2 separate regions of the Mus musculus genome follow, and region 1 is linked to region 2. Evidence: chromatin loops called from intact Hi-C (ENCODE). Cell type or tissue: heart. All regions are shown on one strand. Links, peaks and the distances in the headings refer to the core of each region. The heading gives the core; the rest is flanking DNA.

What was found. A loop is a pair of places that touch in the nucleus more often than their neighbours do. Peaks named below come from ENCODE experiments on the same cell type or tissue, not always from the same donor. Only the 100,000 strongest peaks of a DNase experiment are listed, where the experiment ranks them.
Region 1: a loop joins it to region 2, with 2.0 times the contacts of the local background. A loop is called at or near these places in 2 of 42 quality-filtered maps.

Annotation. Positions count from the first base shown.
Region 1 is chr2:6,283,159-6,293,088 of GRCm38, reverse strand. It overlaps A230108P19Rik (RIKEN cDNA A230108P19 gene), which reads right to left. Exons shown (of 7, transcript NR_040333.1): 4 at 9,612-9,722. Among named protein-coding and RNA genes, the nearest start is that of Gm13383, 25 kb to the right of the region's middle. In heart, for the core only: no CTCF peak of the experiment used is centred there; no DNase peak of the experiment used is centred there.
Region 2 is chr2:6,228,463-6,238,392 of GRCm38, reverse strand. All of the region lies in intron 1 of A230108P19Rik (RIKEN cDNA A230108P19 gene), which reads right to left. Among named protein-coding and RNA genes, the nearest start is that of Echdc3, 20 kb to the right of the region's middle. In heart, for the core only: no CTCF peak of the experiment used is centred there; no DNase peak of the experiment used is centred there; H3K27ac peaks cover 1,302 bases.

The DNA.
Region 1 (9,930 bases), core at 616-8,615, 55 kb before region 2:
CACATGTAAATGGAAACCTTAACACCTTTCTCCTTAAATCCAAACAGTTTCAAAGAAGGAACTTTGTAGCTAAAGTATCAATATCTTAAAATACAGTGGTCACAATACCACTCTTTTAAACCAATTGGAAACTTCTTTTGAAGTAGTCATGTGTTATAGCCCACTCCCTTCTGTGTTTAAAAATACTTCAACAGCTCTTGTTTGAGAGCTGCAGTTGCATCTGCTTCTTCTCCTCTCTCATATCTTAATTCCTTTCAGATAGAATTGAGCCATGTTATCTCTATTATACTTTACAGTCTTTTATAAGTCATTATTTTCAGGGGTATTCATTAACATGTTCTCTCGCCAAAGCTGGGGAAATAACTGTTAGTAAAGTGCTTGCTCTATGAGCAGGAGAATCTGTGTTAAGATCCATGCCAAAAAAAAAAAAAAAAATCCAGGCATGGTGGTATGTGCTCATAAAACCAGCATTTTAATACCACAGGGGAGGCTAAGACAGGTGAATTCCCTCAGGATTGCTGTGCAGCCTGCCTAGCCTACATGCCCAGCGTCAGACCAGTGAGAGACCCTGCCTCAAAAACAAAACAACAAAGGATGCTGTTTGGAGGGCCACAGGTAAAGTTGTCCTTTCGCCTCATATACATACATACATACATACATACATACATACATACATACATACCATCCAATACACACTTGAGCATACACAGAGATACACATGAATACATATAAAAAGTTTGTTATTAGTCCTAGCTATATGCCTCAAAGTAGTAAAGATTTTTTTCCAGATTGTATTCTATTAAAATAAGTATGAACAAATATACAATGGACTGAATGTTTGCAAATATTATAAATATGATACATAAGTATTAAATGTAACAACAGAACTTCTCAGCTTTATTGAGGATAATTTATATCCAAGAAAACCCTCCCATTTCAATTTTACTGGTTAGTGATTTTAGGTAATTACACTCAGTTATGGAGTGTAACAACACAAACAAGATCAAAGTATTAAATAATAATAATGTCCACATCTCTGCAGGAAGTTCCCATGCCTCGTTCCCAGTTCTAGGCAATCACATATGTGTTTTCTACTATAGTTTTGTCATTAAAAATAAAATTAGGAGTCTGGGGAAATGGCTCTGAGGTTGAGTACAGCTTTTGTAGAAGACCCAGATTTGTTTACCACACTCCACATCACGCAGCTCAACTCCAGCTCTAAGGAATGTGACGCTCTCCTCTAGCCCTCCCAAGGTACCTGCACACATGTGTACATGCTCACACAAAGACACGCATGTACACAGAACAAAATAAAATAAAATTTTTAAAGAGTTTAAAATCAAAATTTTATGGGAATGTATCTTCATTTGATAGAGCCATACTAACATAGGTAGACAGACATATCGATAGATGGATAGATTCACATTCTCCCTCCTGTGGGTTACAGATCTGCTGATAAAAGTGTGCTTGTTGCTAGAATGAAACAGGACTCACCATCCGTTTTGTTCCTCTTTTCCATGTTTATACATGTGAATTCTGAGAACTTTTATTCATATAAACACACTAATGGGAAAATAAACATTTTTTGTTTATTTTATGGAAATGTCTCTAACTTTTTTAACCTCTTTGTCAGTCATGTCAAAAAAAAATCACATAGTGATTTAGAAGCATATACTATTTGAGAGATTTAATAGCTAGCTGATGACCCAGGAAGACCCTACCCTGCTTTGTTGGGCATGCAGAGCTGAAAACCATTTGGCGAGCAGAGGGTTTGCTATTTGGTCAGGGGAAGGGGATACTTCTTATAATGAATCCAAATATTACCAGCTGCCTCTTGGAAGCCTTGAAGGGTTTTCTCCCTTCAGAATAACTGAATTTAATGCTGCGAGGTATTGTTTTCTTTTGGAAAGAAAGGCAATTGGCACAGGATAAGAGTGGAAGCTGAAGGGCTGGGCATGGAACTCAGGTGGTAGAATGCTTGCCTTCCTCGAAGCATGACTCCCTGGATTCCATGCCCAGTACTACAGAAATAAGTGTGCAGTGACACGCCGCTGCGGTAATCCCAGCACTTGGAAGGTGGAGACGGGGGGGGGGGGGGGGGGTGTTAGAAGGTCAAGGAGATCCTTGACTACAATATAGTGAGTTCAAGGCTAGCCTTAGCAAAGACCCTGGGAAAAATTTTGTTTGTTTGTTTTGTTTGATTTTTTTGTTTTGTTTTGTTTTAAGAAGAAATGAAAGGCCAGATGGTAGTGGCCAGCGGTGTTCCAGGGCAGCTGACCTACACAGAGAAACCCTGACTTGAAAAAAACAACAAATCAGGCTAGTCACAGTGGCACATGCTTTTAATCCCAGCACTTAGGAGGCAAAGGCAAGATGATCTCTGAATCTGAAGCCAGTCTGGTCTACAGAGCCAGTTCCAGGACAGTCAGGGCTACATAGAGAAACTCTGTCCTGGTAAACCAAATTAATTAACTAAGTAATTAATTAAGGACATGGAAGTTGAGGACCTAGAAATGAGTTTGCTAAAATACCCAGCTCACATATCCCTTGGAGAGTCTGAAGCACCTTACCCTAGTTTAAAGGCCTCTGCTCTCAATAGCTAGGATTAGCTTGGGTTCAGCTCAGATTGTGGTCATCTGTGTGCCAGTTAATATACAGATGGAGAAAATACATTCTAAATATACCACACCTTTGATAAATTCTCTCATCCTTCAGGTGAGAACTGAGATCTAGGAGGTAAATGAAAACTCAACTGTATTCCCCCCAAACAAGGAAAAACAAAAAATTGATTCTATGCCTTGCTTTGGCTGAACACAAATTCCTTAACAACAACAACAACAACAACAACAACAACAACAACAAAATAGCACAAGGGACCCAGGGATCTAGCTAAGCAGAACAGAGCTTGCATAGCATCCACAAGCCCTTGGATTTGATCTCCAGTACCACAAAATGGTAACAATGTTAAAATAAGGTTAACAGAAGCATTTATACAACACAAGCCGAAATGACTGTCAGCTAAACGACACAAAAGATATTCCTTCATTAATTTTAATAAAAAGTATAATACATTTATAATTCATGTAAAGGCACCATATCCCACTTCTAATGGAAATGTGAAAGCTTTAAAATTACTTGGCAGAGAAACAGATAAATCCATCCACAGTATCTAAGATCCAAAACAATTTGATTAATAACTATCAATGATGTAAAGATTATTCAGCCAGAAATAAGAGGTTAGGCACGTAATTTCCTCGGCTTCTTTCCTGCAATTTAATTGCACACAAAAGAAATGAGCAAGACGGTTTCCCCGTCCTTGGTTGGACTGTGCCTTTACAGTCATTCACTGAATGCCCGTTTCCTGTCCTAAGTAAACTCTCTGTGGGATATGGTGAGATGTTTGTCTCTTAGGCTCTACCAAGATCAAGTAAGTGCTGTTTATCACAAACTCAAAGCAAAAGGCGTGTTGGCAGAATCTGAGATCCCGTGCAACCCAACTTCACAATTTCATGAATTATTTTCTGTAGAGGACAAGACAATGATGAGAAAGTCTTTTAAAATCCCACCCTGGCTTAGTCTTTGGATCTGATTTATCATCTGCTGAGGCATCTGAACTGTTTGCCTTGTTCATCTTGACACAGAAAGCAACGCCTCCATTGTCTTTATTGTATTTATCACTCTCTATTCCAATTCTGCTTGGGTCATCTTAGGAGTGGGGAGTCATAGTTCCAAGCTTTTGTGGTCAGTAACAACTGAAGCCTGCCTACTCTGCTCCACACATATTGTCTGACAAAGTATATGCATATAAAAAAATGCCACCAATGACTGAGGAGCCATGGACTTTGAGTAAGGGAATGGGTATATTCGAGGTGAACTGATGAAAAACTATATTTCACCCTTGAAGTCTTTGATTCCAGTTCTTAAAACAAGTATGATGGTTGTCAACATTTTGAAGCACAAGTTCAATTTTAATGAAGATGCTAAGGGGCAACCAAGGGTCTCTGGGACTCCCTGGAGTTCAAGCAACCCCTGATCCACCTCTACACGTGGAGCTGATTCTCAAGTTCCCAGGTCAGCCTCTGCGGAGTTCATTTCTGGAGTGCAGAGCTTACCAAACTGAGAGACTGGGATTCAAGTATAAAAGAGATTCTCTGCTCACTCCATTTCTGTCACACTGTCACCTGCTCACACAGTGTTCCGTCTCACTTCTTAATTTTATTTTACTCAAAGCAGTAACAGAAACCAAGTGGCTATTATTCCCTCCTTTGCATGTTAGGTAAGATCAGGGCACCTTCAGTGGCGCCAAGAGGACATAGCTACATCAATGTTGCTGAATGTAATAATTTAGAACACTGTAAGCAATGCTTACTGGGAAGAAATTCAAGCAACACAGTGGCGTGGAGAAAGGAAAGCTAAGTTTTCTTTAGTTTAGTATGGCTATTACCCCAGAGGGACCCCCTGTCAGGCCTGTGAGATAGGTCAGAGGGCAGAACACTTGTGCTATAAGCATGATGTCCGGATCTCATGCTAAAAAAATAAATCAATAAAAATCCAGATGCAGAGGTGACCATCTGTAATCTCAGTACTCCAGGTACAAGATGGGACACAGATACATATTTGGGTCAATTACAATATATTGATAATTCAAACAAGAAAAGACCTCATTGTTCATGTTTCTGCATATCTCTCAGCATTTCTTCAGTAAACATTGAAGGAAGAATCACTCGCCATTAAATACCTACATTTAAGTTGTGGAGGACTCTCTCACATAGCCCTGAGTTCCTCTGCTTTTTTTTTTTTTTTCAGCTCTTGTTCCTTTGTTTTTATTTTTGACTTTGTTTTTTGCTTGTTAGATTTTTGAGACAAGGTCTCACTATGTAGCCTTGGAACTCACCCTCGGTATAGAACTCATAGAGATCTACCTGCCTCTTCCTTCTGAGTCCTGGGATTAAAGGCATGAGTCACCACTCCTGGCTTTGATCTTTTGCTTTTGGATGTGTCTATGTGTTTGTGGTGTATGTTCATGTGCTGTGCTCGTGGTGGTTTGAATGAGAAGACCCTCCACAGACTCATATATTTGAATGTTGATCCCCAGTTGGGGAACTATTTGGGGAGATCCCTGTTTGGGGAACTGTGTTGAGGTTTGTCTATTGCTAGATATTGTAAAGCTAAATACGGCCCCTCAGGTCTGTTTGCCCTGCAAGGACGAGGAAATCCTCATGCATACCAAGTGATGCTGTGTATGTACCCGTGCTCCTTAATTTAAAACTATGATTGAATAAAGATGCCTACAGCCTGTAGCTGGGCAGAAGAAAGGTAGGTGGGGTTTCAGTAACTGGGCTTAGGGTCTGAGGTAGGACAATGAGAGAAAAGAGAGAGGTGAAAAGAGAGGAGAGGACACCATGGGGCAGGTGAGTCATGAAAACATGCTCTCGAGGGCTGGGCAATTGGAGTGAGAGCAGCTCAGGAGGAGCATGGCAAATTACAGCTCGGAGTTAGTGACAGAGCAGGTAGGAGAGCCACAGAGGGTCGATAGCTGCCCAGCCCTAATGCTTCGAAGGCCTAAGTAAACGTAAAGGGTTTGTGTCTTTTACCTGGGAACTGAATCATCAAAGCAGGGTAGAAACCCCTAATTAATATTAAATATTTACCACAGCGGGTGTGGCCTTACTGGTGAGGTGTGTCCCTGGGAGTGGGCTTTGAGGTTTCAAATGCCCAAGCCATGCCCAGTTATCTTTCTCTGTGCCTTGTGCTTGTGGATCAGATGTAAGCTTCCAGCTACTGCCCCAGCACCATGCCCACCTGCCTGCTGCCCTGCTCCCTACTGTGATGGCCATGGACTCACCCCTCTGAACTGTAATCCCCAATAAATTCCCCCTTCTCTAAAGCACCTTGGTCATGGTGTCTCTTCACAGCAACAGTAAAGTAACTAAAATGATGCTAGTTTCATGTGTGTAAGAGCGCATGTTCACATATGTGCGCATGCATGGAGAGACAGAGATTAACATGGGTGTGTGTCTTCCTCCAGTGCTCCCACTGTATCTCACTGTAGCCAAAGCTTGCAGATTCAGCTAGTCTGGCTAGTTAGTTGGCCCCTCGAGTACTGGAGAACAGGTGGGCCAATATACTCAGCAAGCTTTTATTTGGGAACGGCTGGGATCCAGCTCTGGTCCCCACCCATTTCTGGCAAGCATTTTATCCAATGAACCATCTCCATAAGTTTTTTTTTTTTAATTTTTCCTTCCACAACAACAGTCTTACTATGTAGTCTTACCTTAGGTAGCCTAGAACTCATGGAGATTTGCCTGCTTCTGCCTCCTGAGAGATGGGATGAAAGCTGGACATCACCTTGCCCAGCCCCTTTCGTTTTTAACCTATAAAGTGAAAAGATGTTTCAAACTGGGAGAGTTATTAGCAGTGCTAGAAGATGCCTTTAGCCTTAGAGAAGGACTGCAGTCTTTGCTGAGCTGGGCTTTCTTCACTCTGTACGGCATAGAATCCTTGAGTTTGCCTATGAAAACCCAGATGTACACTGTACTAGCTGTCTATTGTTTTGGGGAAAAATACTCCAGTCTTAGCATCATAAAATAGTTCTTTCTTTCTTTCTTTCTTTCTTTCTTTCTTTCTTTCTTTCTTTCTTTCTTTCTTTCTTTCTTTCTTTCTTTCTTGAGACAGAGTTTCTCTGTATAGCCCTGGCTGTCCTGGAACTCACTTTGTAGACCAGGCTGGCCTCGAACTCAGAAATCCGCCTGCCTCTGCTTCCCGAGTGCTGGGATTAAAGGCATGCGCCACCATACCCGGCTAAGAATTGTTTCTTGATTCACTGTCTTTTGGTCAGAAATCTCGACATGGCTTAGCTGGTAAATCAGGCTCAGGGGCTCTCAGGAGCCTGTACTCAGGGTACCAGCAGCACCTGCAGGCACCTGAAGCTTAGCTGGGTTGAGAGGAACTGCTTCCAAGCTCACTTGCTGACATGACCTGTGAGCAGGAAGCTATAGTCCTTCACCACACAGACCTTACATCTGCTTCTGATAAGGCTTTCCACAAAGAAGTAGGCTGAGAGGGAGGATAGAAGCCATGATGGCATTCAGAATCTTATCTCAAGATAGCACACTTTCGCTTCTGTTGTATCCTATTGGTCACATGAGCCAACCCTGGCATACTATGGGAAGGGTTGCTTGAGGTTAAACACCACCAGGCAAGGCTCATTGATGGCCATCTTGGAAACAGCTACCTAGCAGGTACAAACACTGTGACAGCAGCAATATCTCACACATACTTTTAACTACTCCTCTCCTCCCTGGCAAGGAGAATCAACCCATATTCGAGAGAGGAAGGGAACCTGGTCAGAAGCCCCCTTAACAGTTGAGTGCCTATGCCTTCCTGCTTCATTGAATGCATTCATAGACAACCTTAGAGAACAACATCAGAGAGCATTCTCTGATCTCCCCAGGGGAAAGGAAATGATAACCATAACCATCTATTGAAGTTCATGTTTAAATTTCTTTGGCCCATACCTAAGAGTTTTACCATTTGCTCCTGCAGAATAAAACAAGCTTGCAGCTTAAAAACACCTCAGCAATTTTATTTTCCAATGCGGTTAGGATCCAGCCTGGTGCTACTGTTATCCTATTCTCCGAAGATTAAACTAACTTAATTAATTATCCATACTTTCTTGTACACGCTTAGATGATCGAGTCCTACCTGGTTAGGCCTGAATTCTGCCGCAAACAATCAACAAGCTCAAAAGAACAAACATCAGTTCTTTTGCTAAAGGAAGAAAGTAAAATATTAAAATAAGACCAAAATGTGGACAGTGTTTGAGAGGAGGCAGAAGAGGAGAAAATAACTACTTTAACCTCCATTGACTGTGAACCAAAGATGATCCCTCCAAGCTGATCATAAATTTACAAAAAGAGACATGATTGTGACTAATAATGGGGAGAGTTTGTCTGTTTTTGACCATTTGAGGATATGTAAGTGAATTTAATACAAATACTGTCTAGGGTCACAGCGCATGCCAACTCTTTGATACACAGTAACTTAAAGTGACTTTTGATAAGATGATGCTTAAAGTCTGAGCTATCTGATAGGCAGCTCCTATCCTTGGCTCAGTCTGTCGCCCAGCCCACTCCTTCCTCTTCTACCCACTTACTAAGCACTTTCTAAGCACTTACTGACCTCATCTCCCAGGGTTTTCAGCTGTGCTGCTTATTCCAGTCTGGCTAAACATCTACAACTGCTCACAGCGGCTCTGACTGTCACCAATGCCAGAAGCAGTCATGGACTTTTTTGCTACATGGCCTCATTTCTTCACTGTTACATTTGTCTCTGTGAGGCATGAGGAAGCTAACCGATAAAACAGATTTCCAGGGCCTGGGTGACAGGGAGATCAATCAAACCTAGAGCTGTGTGGCTCCTATGCTCAGTCTTCTTATCACCCACCCTTTCTTGATGAGCTCAGTGTGAACAGTTAGGAAAGTACACTTGTGTGAGTGTGTATATTTGCACATATGTGTGTATATGTGTTCATGCCTGCATGTGGAAGCCAGATTGGGACATCAAGAATGCATCTCTATCAATCCCCACCTCACTCCCTTGAGACAGTTTCTCTGTTGTAGAAATTATTTAAATCCTGGCCTGAGGTTTTTACCCTACCTTTGACCTTTTAGTTCTGGATGAAAGACACACACAATCTTTATATGTAAATATAAATATACATGTAAATAAAAGCCTTAAACAACACGAGAGCTGGGAGATACTACTCTCTGTTATTAGAATCTACTTTCCTATTGACAACCCCAAGTTATCACTTACTACGTACTATGTTTCATCTGGGCTGTTCTTAACTTCAATTGGCCAGCCCACAGGGACGTGTTCTCTTAACTCCTGCCTTTCTTCTTCCTCTTGTGAGTCTCCTCATCTCCAAGCCCTTGATACCTAAACACTACCTATATCTATTCTGCCCAGCTATTGGCTTTTGGCAACTTTATTTACCAATAAAAAATAAATTGGAGGTAGGGTCACTCAGTGTCTATATTGGGGTGTGGACTCTCTCATCTCTGGGGCAACCAATCTTGGGGGCTCAAATTAGCATCAGAATATAGCAACATTAGACCAACCCACTCTAATCCTCCCATCTCTATCACCTCCAATGCTAGGGTTAGAGGAATACCTGGCCACACCTACCTTTTGACTTAGGTATCCAGCAAGCACTCTTACCCCACGAGCCATCTTCCCAGCATAGAAAGTACATCTTTTACATAGTTCTGACACCTTATCTTGAACAAAGATGAGTTCCTCTATCTCTCCTTTATCCCCTCTGCCTTCTGGTGTACAATTTTAATCATTTTAGGTTCTTAGACATTTTCTTTTTGTGCTTAAGAATTTATGAGCCATTTGCAACTTTACATGAAAATGAAGTTCTTGCAAAGCTTTGGGAGCAATGGTGAGTGGGCCATGACAACGCACCAGGTGGTACAGCACAGGAATGGAAAGGAGTGTGTCTTAGCTTTATATTTACAGAGCAAGTAGATCTAAGACTCCTGTGGTACAAGCACTCAGCAGCTTACCACAGGCTGTTAATGATGTCACTGGGTCACCACACTCACCATCAGGGGTGAACTTTCTTAAAGGATATTTTCAAATAACTTGCCATCATATTTGGGATGCATATTAGACTCCCTCTTGGTAAGTGACAGATGGGAAACATAAAATCAACTCTGCAAAAAAAAAAAAAAAAGAAATATCAACAGAGATTAAGACGGACACTGTGCATGAAATCAACATAACCAAACCAAGATGTGAGAGCTGACCATATAAATGGGTTTTTCTACCGTTAACTCCCACAGTAATGATTTCATCTCAGCAAAACAATACCATCTGTTGCACTGAATGCTAATTTTAATTTTATGAGTGTTAAGGTTTCTG
Region 2 (9,930 bases), core at 1,344-9,343:
GGCTGGCCCTAGGCTCCCACAGGTCCCCACTCACAAGAGTCTGGTCTGGATGGCAAAGCCCACACGAGCTTCCTGGCCCTTCTCCTACTCTAAACTCCCAGGCTTCCCCTCCCCCAGCTGCTCACTCTCCTTATAACCCTGCGTGAGTTCCCCACAGTGCTGGCCATGTCCAGTCAGCCTCATTTTCTCCCTACTCTAGACTCTTCCAGATGCCTTCGGATGCCTTCTCTTTCTTACCCACACTAAAACCCTCCGCGCCTAATCATGGATCATGGATGAGCCGTTTCAGTGCTTTCTCTCCTGAGCCCTCCCCAGCTGTCAGTAATTGTGGGTTGACAGAAGCCCCAGGGAGTACAGGGTCTCATAGTTAGGGTTTCCAGTGCTGTGAGCAGGCACCATGACCGTGGCAATCCTTATAAAGGACAACATTTCATTGGAGCTGGCTTACAGGTTCAGAGGTTCAGTTTATTAACACCATGGTGGGAAGGATGGCAGAGTGCAGGCAGACGTGGTGCTGGAGGAAAGGTCTACATCTTGATCTGAAGGCAGCCAGGAGGAGACTGGATAAGTTACACACTGAGCATAGTTGATCATTTAGGACCTCAAAGCCCACCCCCACAGCGACTTACTTCCTCCCAATAAGGCCATACTTCCTAATAGTGCTACTCCCTGTGAGCCAAGCATTCAAACGCATGAATCTATGGGGGACATGTCCAGTCAAACCACCACACCTCGGTCACTATGTTAGTTTTGTTTCATTTTGTTTTGTTTTCTGTTGCTGTTGTAAAATATCTGAGAGGAGGTAACTGTTTGGGACAGTGTATATATATATATATATATAAAACCTAGGCTGGCCTGAGAATCCTTATTCTGGTCCAGGCTGGCCTTGAACTCACAGAGATCCTCCTGCCTCAGCTTCCTGCTGGGATTGAAGGTTTGTACCATGCTGGTCAAGTTAGGTTGACTTTTTTTTTTTTAAGTGGTTTATTTCAGTTTAGGATTCTGCTTCAAGGCTGAAGTTGCATCTGATTATCGTCATTTGGATAGTTTGAATGAGAATGGCTCCCATGGGCACACAAACTTGAATTCTTAGCTGGCGAGGAGTGGCACTATTTGAAAAGGAGGAGGTGTGGCCTTGTTGAAAGAAATGTGTCACTGGGGGTGAATTTTGAGGTTTCAAAAACTCATACCACGCCCAGAGTCTCAATCCCTCTCCCTCTCCACCTCCCCTCCCCCCTCTCTCCCTCCCTCTCTCTCTATCCCTCTCTCTCTCTCCTTTGCCCCCTCTTTCTCTATCTCTGCCTGTGGATCAGAGTGTAGCTCCAACTATTTCTCCAGTACCACACATGTCTCCATGCTCCCACCATGATGATACTGGACTAAGCCTCTGAAACTGTAAGCAAGCCCCCAGTTAAATGCTTTCTTTTATAAGAGCTGCTGTGGTCATGGTGTCTCTTCACAGCAATAGAACTGGCGGTGTCCCAACATGGACAAGTGCATTAAATAAAAAGGCTGGGTACATGTACATGCCCCCTTTCTTATCTGTCTCATTATAAAGCCGCTGTCTTTAATCACGGGGGTTCCACTGTTAGCATTTCCTCTAGGCTCTGCCCAACGGTTACCTAGCAATAGTGAGGTATGAGCCTGGTTCATGTATAAAAGGGATGTTGCCCCTCCATTCCCCCACCTTCTTCTCCCCATGCGTTCCCAGCCAGCCTCTTCCCTTCTTTCTCTCTCCTCCTCTCCTCTCTCTCTCTGTTCTCCTCTGTCCCCTTCCTTCCTCTGCCTCTACTCCCTTCCCCAGACTCCCTTTCCACGTCCCAAATATACTCCATTTTATACGAGGCCTATCCTATGGCTGATACCAGAGCCTGCTAAGGCACCCCCTCCCACCCATCTTATGGCCGCTTTACAAAACATATCGTCCACCCTGGTGGCATTATTGTTTTGTAAAAAAGAGAGGAAAGGATATGTTTGGTGGAGGTGCAGTATGGTATGGGGGAAGTGGGTGCCTCTGCAGGCCCATGCTGAGGCATCCCTTTCCCCTGAGGGACCAGACACAGGATGTTATAGAATAGAATAGAATAGAATAGAATAGAATAGAATAGAATAGAATAGAATAGAATAGAGTTTAGGGCAGGGGGTCGGAAGCTGAGGGAGTAGAGACAGAGAAATGCAGAGAGAGAGGGAGAGGAGAGAGAGAGAGAGAAAGAAAGGGGGAGAGGAGAGGAGGGGAGAGGAGGGGAGGGGAGGGGAGGGGAGGGGAGGGGAGAAGAGAAGAGAAGAGAAGAGAAGAGAAGAGAAGAGAAGAGAAGAAGTGGAGGCTGGCTATGAGCACATGAGGGAGGAATGGGAAGAGAGGGGGAAGAGAGGGTAAGAGAATAAGGAGGGGGCAAACATCCCCTTCTATAGTGAGTCAGGCAGGTAACTGTTGCCAGGTAACTGTGGGGCCGAGCTTAGATGGAAGGTCAACAATTATTAATACTGATCAACATCTATCGACTCCAACTCTGAACACTACATTGGAATTAAGTTTTCACCCTAATATGATACAACAGGGATTCAATTCAGCACATGTGGCTTTCTAGAACATACTCAAGCCATAGCCAAGGCACAGTGGTCTCCTGAAGCTTTGGGGTGGCAAACATACTATACTTTTCCATATCACATGCCTGGGAGCTGAGCTATCTATCACCTTAGCATTTACTCATAATTAATGCTATAGTTGTTGCATTCTCTTGTTTTATTTTATTTTATTTTATTCATTCCCTCCCTACTTAAAAATGTTCTCGCTGGTAGTTAGTGCTGCTTCTCTCATGCCTGTACCTTAAGAAATAGAAAAAGCAACCTATATTATAATTTTAATTTTATACATGTAAAATTATATATATATATATTCATATACATATGCATGGATGATGGAGACTGTAATATTAGCTCTTAGGGATTGGAGGCAAGAGGCACAGCTCAAGGTCATCCTTGGCTACATAATGAGTTTGAGGCCAGCCTGGGATGCATGAGAGAGCCCTTGCCCCTTGCCGAGTAAGCAGAATAAAAGAAGCATAGCTCTCCAGGGTCATGCTCTTTATTCTGGATGTTACTGACAACAAAGACAAGGCTGAAGAGAGAGAGAGAGCCTGGTCTTTAGATAGCTAAGGACAGACGGTATTACCACCATAACTCTGGTCTCTAGAATTCCTGCTGGGGATCTTTGTCTGCACCTAAGCCAACAGTAGGCCCCATGCCAGCTGGAGTTTTGGAGGAGTGTAGGGAAGGGGGTTAGAACACTCTCCCATTCAGAGCACCTGTGTGTGCTCCACACCCCTGTGCCCTAGGAAGCAGCTTCTCCTTTGAGTCTTAATGCAGACATCACTTCCCCCAGAAAGCCACTGCTGATGTGCCAGACTAGATAGAGCATAATGGCAAACACGCTCTCCTTGGACCCCACCCTTCTCCTTTGTAGCACTATAAAGCTATAATTAGTGGGTAGCCCCTTGCGTAAAGTCTGTCTGCTGCAGACTAGTAAACTACTTGCAGACAAGGCTCTTTCCCAGGCTTCTGTTCCCAGCACGTGACATTCACCCAGAAGCCTTCAGTTATATACGCTGATTTGATGGCACAGTTATGCAAAAAGTTCTGCAGTAAAGAACCTTACTAATGCTATTTTGATTTGTTGCTGTTGTTGTTTGGGTTTGATTTTGTTGGTTGGTTGGTTTTTTGCTTGGGGTTTGGGCTTTGCTATTTTGTTTTATGGTTTTTCATGTGGCCCAGGCTGGTCTTGAACTTCCTACGCGGTGGAGGATAGGCTTGAACCTTCTCTGCCTCTACCTCTGAAATATTAGAAACACCACCACACCTGCCTAGACACTGTTTTATTTTATAATTTTTTATTTTAAAAATTAAATTTAGTTAATCATATTATATACATATATATGTATGTATATATACACACACACATATATATATATATATGTGTGTGTGTGTGTGTGTGTATACATGTGTACATGTTTATGTATGACAGAGAACAACCTGCAAGAGGAGGCTTTCTCCTTCCACCATGTGGAGCCCGTTGATCAAACTCAGGTCCTCAAACTTGAAGGCAAGTGCCTCCACCCACTGAGCCATCTCACCAGCCCTGAAACACTTCTTAGACTTCTCCACTCAAGACACTTTTATTGAGAAGTAGTAACAACCTAAGAAACTAGTCCGACCCTTATCCTAAGGACACACGTTGAGAAGTGCTGCATCGGCCTAGCCATATGCTGCTAAAACCCAAAGAAAGCAGGTGGGAAATCAATGCTGTGTTCCCTGTCCCCTGCCTCAGAGACTCCCACTGTACCAGAGTTAGAAACTAACACTGTTCCCATAACCATTCGGGAGAGTAATGCTCACAGCCACTGTCATCCTCCTGTTCCCTCTCAGATCTGCAGAATCTTGGACTTAGTCAGAAGTGTTATCCACGGGCTCCTGGGGCCATAAAGAGAGGGGCTCCAAGTGCCTCTCTATCCACCACTCTTCCAAAGAGGGCAGGGTTTTGTTTATTTGGTTGTTCATTCGTTTGGTTGGTCAGTTGGTTCAGTTTGGGTTTTTTTTTTGTGCTTGTTTTTTTTCTTTTCTACATCAAGTGAAATTAGCTCCAACCCTGAGTTGTTCAAGGCCAATGCAGAGCCTGACCCTAGATCAACACAGAGGAGAAGGGCGAACATTTCAAATGACAACAGCTACTTGAGGAAATGAGAGATTCTGAAGGGGCCATGTAAGGGACGCTAGTCACTGCCAGGGGAGAGTCCTTGATGTCCAGGAACTGAGTGGAACGCAGCAGCAAGGCTGGGCCAGCCTGCACTGGAGGAAGAAGACAGGGGCCAGGTGGAATCAGAAAGAATAGGTGTCTCCTGGGAGATGAGAGCCTGTTAACAGCCGTGCGTTTGCCAAGGGCAAGGCAGCTGTGCCCTAGCTTGCACATAGCTTCCCACTGTTGAGCCAGTGTAGAAAGAAAGGGAAAATTCTGGACATGAGAAGGATAAGCAGCTGGTGACGCCTCTTTCCAGATGAGAGTCAAGAATTGCAACGACATGTACATTTGCGGAAGAAAGGCCTTTCTTCCTCCCAGCTGTAGATCTGCAAATCTCCAGGAATCTCACCAGAACCCCTCGAGCAACCCTAAGGACCCCTGGCTTTACCTTATCACTGTATTCCCATCTAGGGCAGCTCCAGCATCACCCTGCAATCTCAACAGAAAGAGCACTAGAGACAGAAGGGGAGAGGGTCCCTTAAACAGGTTATGCAAATGAAGTTCCAGAAGCTTCTGAAATCCTATCTACAGCCACCACAAGGACACAGAAAAGCCACTCTCCTCTGAGCAGTCAATACCCACGGCCTCAGGTGGGCCTAGTTCTCTCCCCAGGCTCGGCTCTTGCTATTTTTAATAAGCTTACTACTGGCTCGTTCAGAAATAGTTTTCTGTGTCACGGCCAGGGATCTAGATTAAGGGACCTCCTCAGGCTGCGGCAGGCAGCAATGTGGAGCTATGCTGTCGCCATTGCCCACAACTGACTTTGCCTGTACTAGGGATAGCGGCTGGAGAAAAGGCAGATGTGACTCTGAAATCAAGTGAACAGCAGCATAGATCCAAAGAAGCTCATGGAGGCAGGGTGGGGGAAGATCCAGGGGACAGCCAGCTTCCAGAGAACAGGAAGAAAACAGACCTTTATTTCAACAAATAAAGGTGCTACTTGACCTCTGAAGGTCAAGAGCTATACTGCCACTAAGTGTGGAAGCAGACCAGGGTGATGTTTGGAGGAACAGTGAGGAGAGGGCAAATATGATCAATGATGACCTCTCAACCCAAGTCCAGCAAAGATAGAAAGTCAACTACAGAAGCCAAAGGGGCTCTGGGCAAGTTTGTGCTGCAGCAAAACCAAGGGGAGCCTCAGTGCTCTGTAGGAAAACAAACTATAGAGAAACTTGGTTCTTGTGGGTTGTGCCAGCCTGCCCAGATGTCAGAGGAAGAGATGTCAGTCCGTCACTGCATTTAGAATTCATTCCAAACACAGGGCGATCTCATGTCCATAACTTAATCAGACCCACAAAGAATCCATGTCCAAATAAGGCCACATTAGATAATTAGGGGGAGAATTCGGCCCTATATCTGAGGGCACATAATTTGATTCATGGCATAGTCCTGGACAATTGTTTAATCCCTCCAAGTCTTAATTTTCTCACCTGGAAACTGTGACTCAAAGTCAACTTGTAAGGTCACTGTTGAGGTCTGGGAGAGACTAGGTACATGGGCTGTGATCTAGAGTAACCTCAAGGAGATAATGCTGAAAGAAGCCAGTCACAAAGAGGAAAATACAAAGGATCCTTCTTACTGAAGGTATCAAAAGCCATCCAACAGAAGGTGGATCTGTAGGTCACCAGCTCCTGGAAAGAGAGGCCAGCATGGGAATTTGCTATGTTGCAGAGTTCCAGCTTGGCAGGATAATGAATTTACAGAACCTAGAGTCTTAGTTAGAGTATCTATTGCTGTGTTAAAATGCTGTGGCCAAAAAACAACTTGGAGAGGTAAGGGTTTATTTCAACTCACAGCTTGACATCTGCCACCTAGGGATGTCAGTGCCAGACTGGAGGCAGGAACGGGTCTAAAGGCCATAGAGGAGTGTTGCTTGCTGGCTTGCTCTTCATGGCTGCTCAGCCTGCTCTCCTGTAGAACGCAGGAGTGGCATTGCCATTGTGAGCTGGGCCTTCCCACATCAATTAATCAACCAATCAATCATTCAATGAAGAAAATGATTTGCCATAGTCCAATCTATTGGAGGTATTTTCTCAGTTGAAAGCCCCTCTTCCCAAAGGACTCTAGCTTGGGTCAAGTTGACTTAAAACTAGACAGCATAATTCTTTACAGAACAATAAGAATATACTTAACACTACTGAACTGTACTTTCAAATACCAGAGACACGGCTGGCAAGTTTTCTTGCAAGCTTGACAGCCTGAGTTTGATCATTGGGATTCCCATGGGTTTTATTTGTTTGCTTGTTTGTTGTTGTTAATTTTTGTTTTGGTTTTTGTTTTGTTGTTGTTGTTTTTTGCTTTGTTTTGTTTTGTTGTTGTTTTTTAAATCCAGATGTTGTGGCTTGAATCTGCAATCCCAGCACTCCTGCGAGGAGATGGGAATGAAACTTGCATGAGGAGTATGGCAGGAATGAATTCTGACCCCTCTGAACATACAAACGCTGCTGAGAGGAGACCATGTGTGAAGTCACTGTAATTCAGGTACAGGGAGACTCACACGCCAGCATCCACACATGCACTGCCAAGAATCTACTTAATTCCAGCCACACCCGAACCAGGCTCAGGGGTGTGCGTCTGGAACAAGCCTCTCCTTAACTTTCTAAACCCTCTTTGAGACTTAGGAACGTTTGGGAAGGTCATGGAAAGTTACACAGCTGCTATTGGATGTGAAGGAGAAAGGACATGTGTGTCTTTGAGAAGGTTTAAGATCTGAACTGCAGAAAAATTCCCTACTGGGCCTTTTCTTTCTTCTCCTTTTCAAGGCCCCATGCAGCCCTAGCTGGCCTTGCACTTGCTATGTAGCCAAGGATAACTTTGAGCTAGCTCCTCACCGTCTTGCTCCATCTCACCATTGTCGAAGTTATAGATAGATACATGTTATCAGGCCAGTTCACATGGCCCTGAAGACTGAATTCAGGGCTTCATGCACACCGGGAATGTACTCTATCATCTGGCTATATCCCTACCCTCAGAAATGAGTCCTGACTGTGGGCAGAAGTGGGGACGGGGGGGGGGGGGGCGTTATCCAGTTGGTTTTAGAAAATAAAGAAGCTGATAAGTCAGGGTCTCTGTAACTGACTGGGGTGGCACCAACTTGTTCCTCTGTCAATGATTGCCTGGGAAAACCCAGAAAGCTTCTCGGGGCTCTTAAGTGGAGGACCTGACAAGGTAGGTCTTTGCCCAACACTAAGCCCTGGGCCTCAAGGAAGGGATCTCAGATAAAGAATAGAAGCTTTCTCAAGGAGAAAGCCAGACTCCAAGTCTGGTCTCCTATGTCAATTTACTTTAAAAAAACACCCCAAACCACGGAGATAGTGCCTTGGCACTACAGACATGCCCTAGACTAAGAAGGTCCTCTGAGAATGGGTGGGGTGAAGCCTCCACTTGGCCCTCAGTGAAGAACTGTCCTTTCATGGTAGTTGCTGGCACTGGCTGGACAAGAGGGGACAGAGGTCCAGCTGGCAGTAGGGAAGGAGGAGGAATGACTGTGGCCAAGAACCACCCACCAGGCATCCAACAGTGCTAGGGGAACAGAGGGGCTGTCTTTGTGTAAAGTTTCTCTGCTCTGCCCCACTCCCCTCCCTACCTCAAAACAAACTGACCAACAGTCAGAGGCCAGCAGGAGCCAGAAGGGACAGACTGTTTCGGTCTTGATGAGGCCAAATCCACAGTGGAAATGTATTCTGTTAACCGAGGGCCCCAAGACCAGTCAGAACTTCCTGAAGCAGCCGTGTGCCCAGGAAGGAGGGGGAGAGGGAAGGAGACAACTGCCTTAGAAGGGGACTGGTTGGAACCAAAAATGGGGAAGGGAGACTGGAGAAAGGGGTAATTGCTCACACCTTAGCCAAGAAAGGAACCCAAGGAAGCAAGACGGGGTGTCAGGGGCAGAGCACAGTCTGATAATGCCACAGAGGCAAGCGTTTTACCAGCTGATCTTAGCCCTGGAAATGTGAGTGTGTGTGCATGGATGCATATGTGTGCTTGCATGTGTGTGCATGTGTGCATACATGTGTGCATGCATGTGTGCATGCATGTGTGTGCATGAAAATGCACATGAGAAAATGTAGCATCCTGCCCATGTTTAAGTGGCTCTTGACACACATGCACAGTTGCATAACCATCACCATCATCAACTCTACAACATTTTCATCTTGCAAAATTGAAGCTCTCCCATTAAACACTAACTCCCCAACTCCTCCTCCCCCACCGCCCCTGGCAACTACATTTTGCACTCATTCCCCTCCCCCCCCCCCCCTCTGTCTCTGCATCTGACAGTTCTGGGCTCAGCAACAAGAAGGACCAATGAATGAAGCCGCCACACTCCACCCACTTGTGGCTGTCTTACATCGCTTACTGTAATATCCCCAGGTATCTTAGTTCTGTGGCTGTGAACAGACACCATGATCAAGGCAACTCTTAACTGGGGGCATGCTTATAGTTTCAGAGGATTAGCCCATTATCATCATGGCAGAAAGCAGATAGGTGTGGAGCTAGGAGAGTAGCTGAGAGCTTTATATCCTGATCTATAGGCATGGGCTTTTGAAACCAAAGCCCACTCCCATTGACACACCTCCTCCAACAAGGCCACGCCTCCAAATTATTTCTAAACAGTTCATCAACTGGGGACCAAGCATGTGAATAAATGAGTCTGCAGGACCATTTTCAATCAAACCACCACATCAGATTTCTTCTATGTCACAGCACCTGAAAGAATGTCTCTTTTAGTTAGGGTTTTTTTGGTTTTTTTTGTTGTTGTTGTTGTTTTTTTGGTTTTTTAAGACAGGGTTTCTCTGTGTAGCCCTGGCTGTCCTAGAACTCCCTCTGTAGACCAGGCTGGCCTCGAACTCAGAAATCCGCCTGCCTCTGCCTCTGCCTCCGAAGTGCTGGGATTAAAGGCGTGCGCCACCACTGCCCAGCTGAATGTCTCTTTTAAGTGTGACTAATATTTCGTTGAATATTTATATCACATTTTCCCTAGGCTTCCACCTTGGGCTACTGGAAAGGATATTGCTATGAACACTGGAGTACAGATGTCTCTTCAAGTTCTTCTTTTCCTTCTTTCAGACATACACACAGAAGCAGAACTGGGTCCTCTGGTAGCTGTGTGTTTAATTTTTATTTCATTTCATATTCCCCAC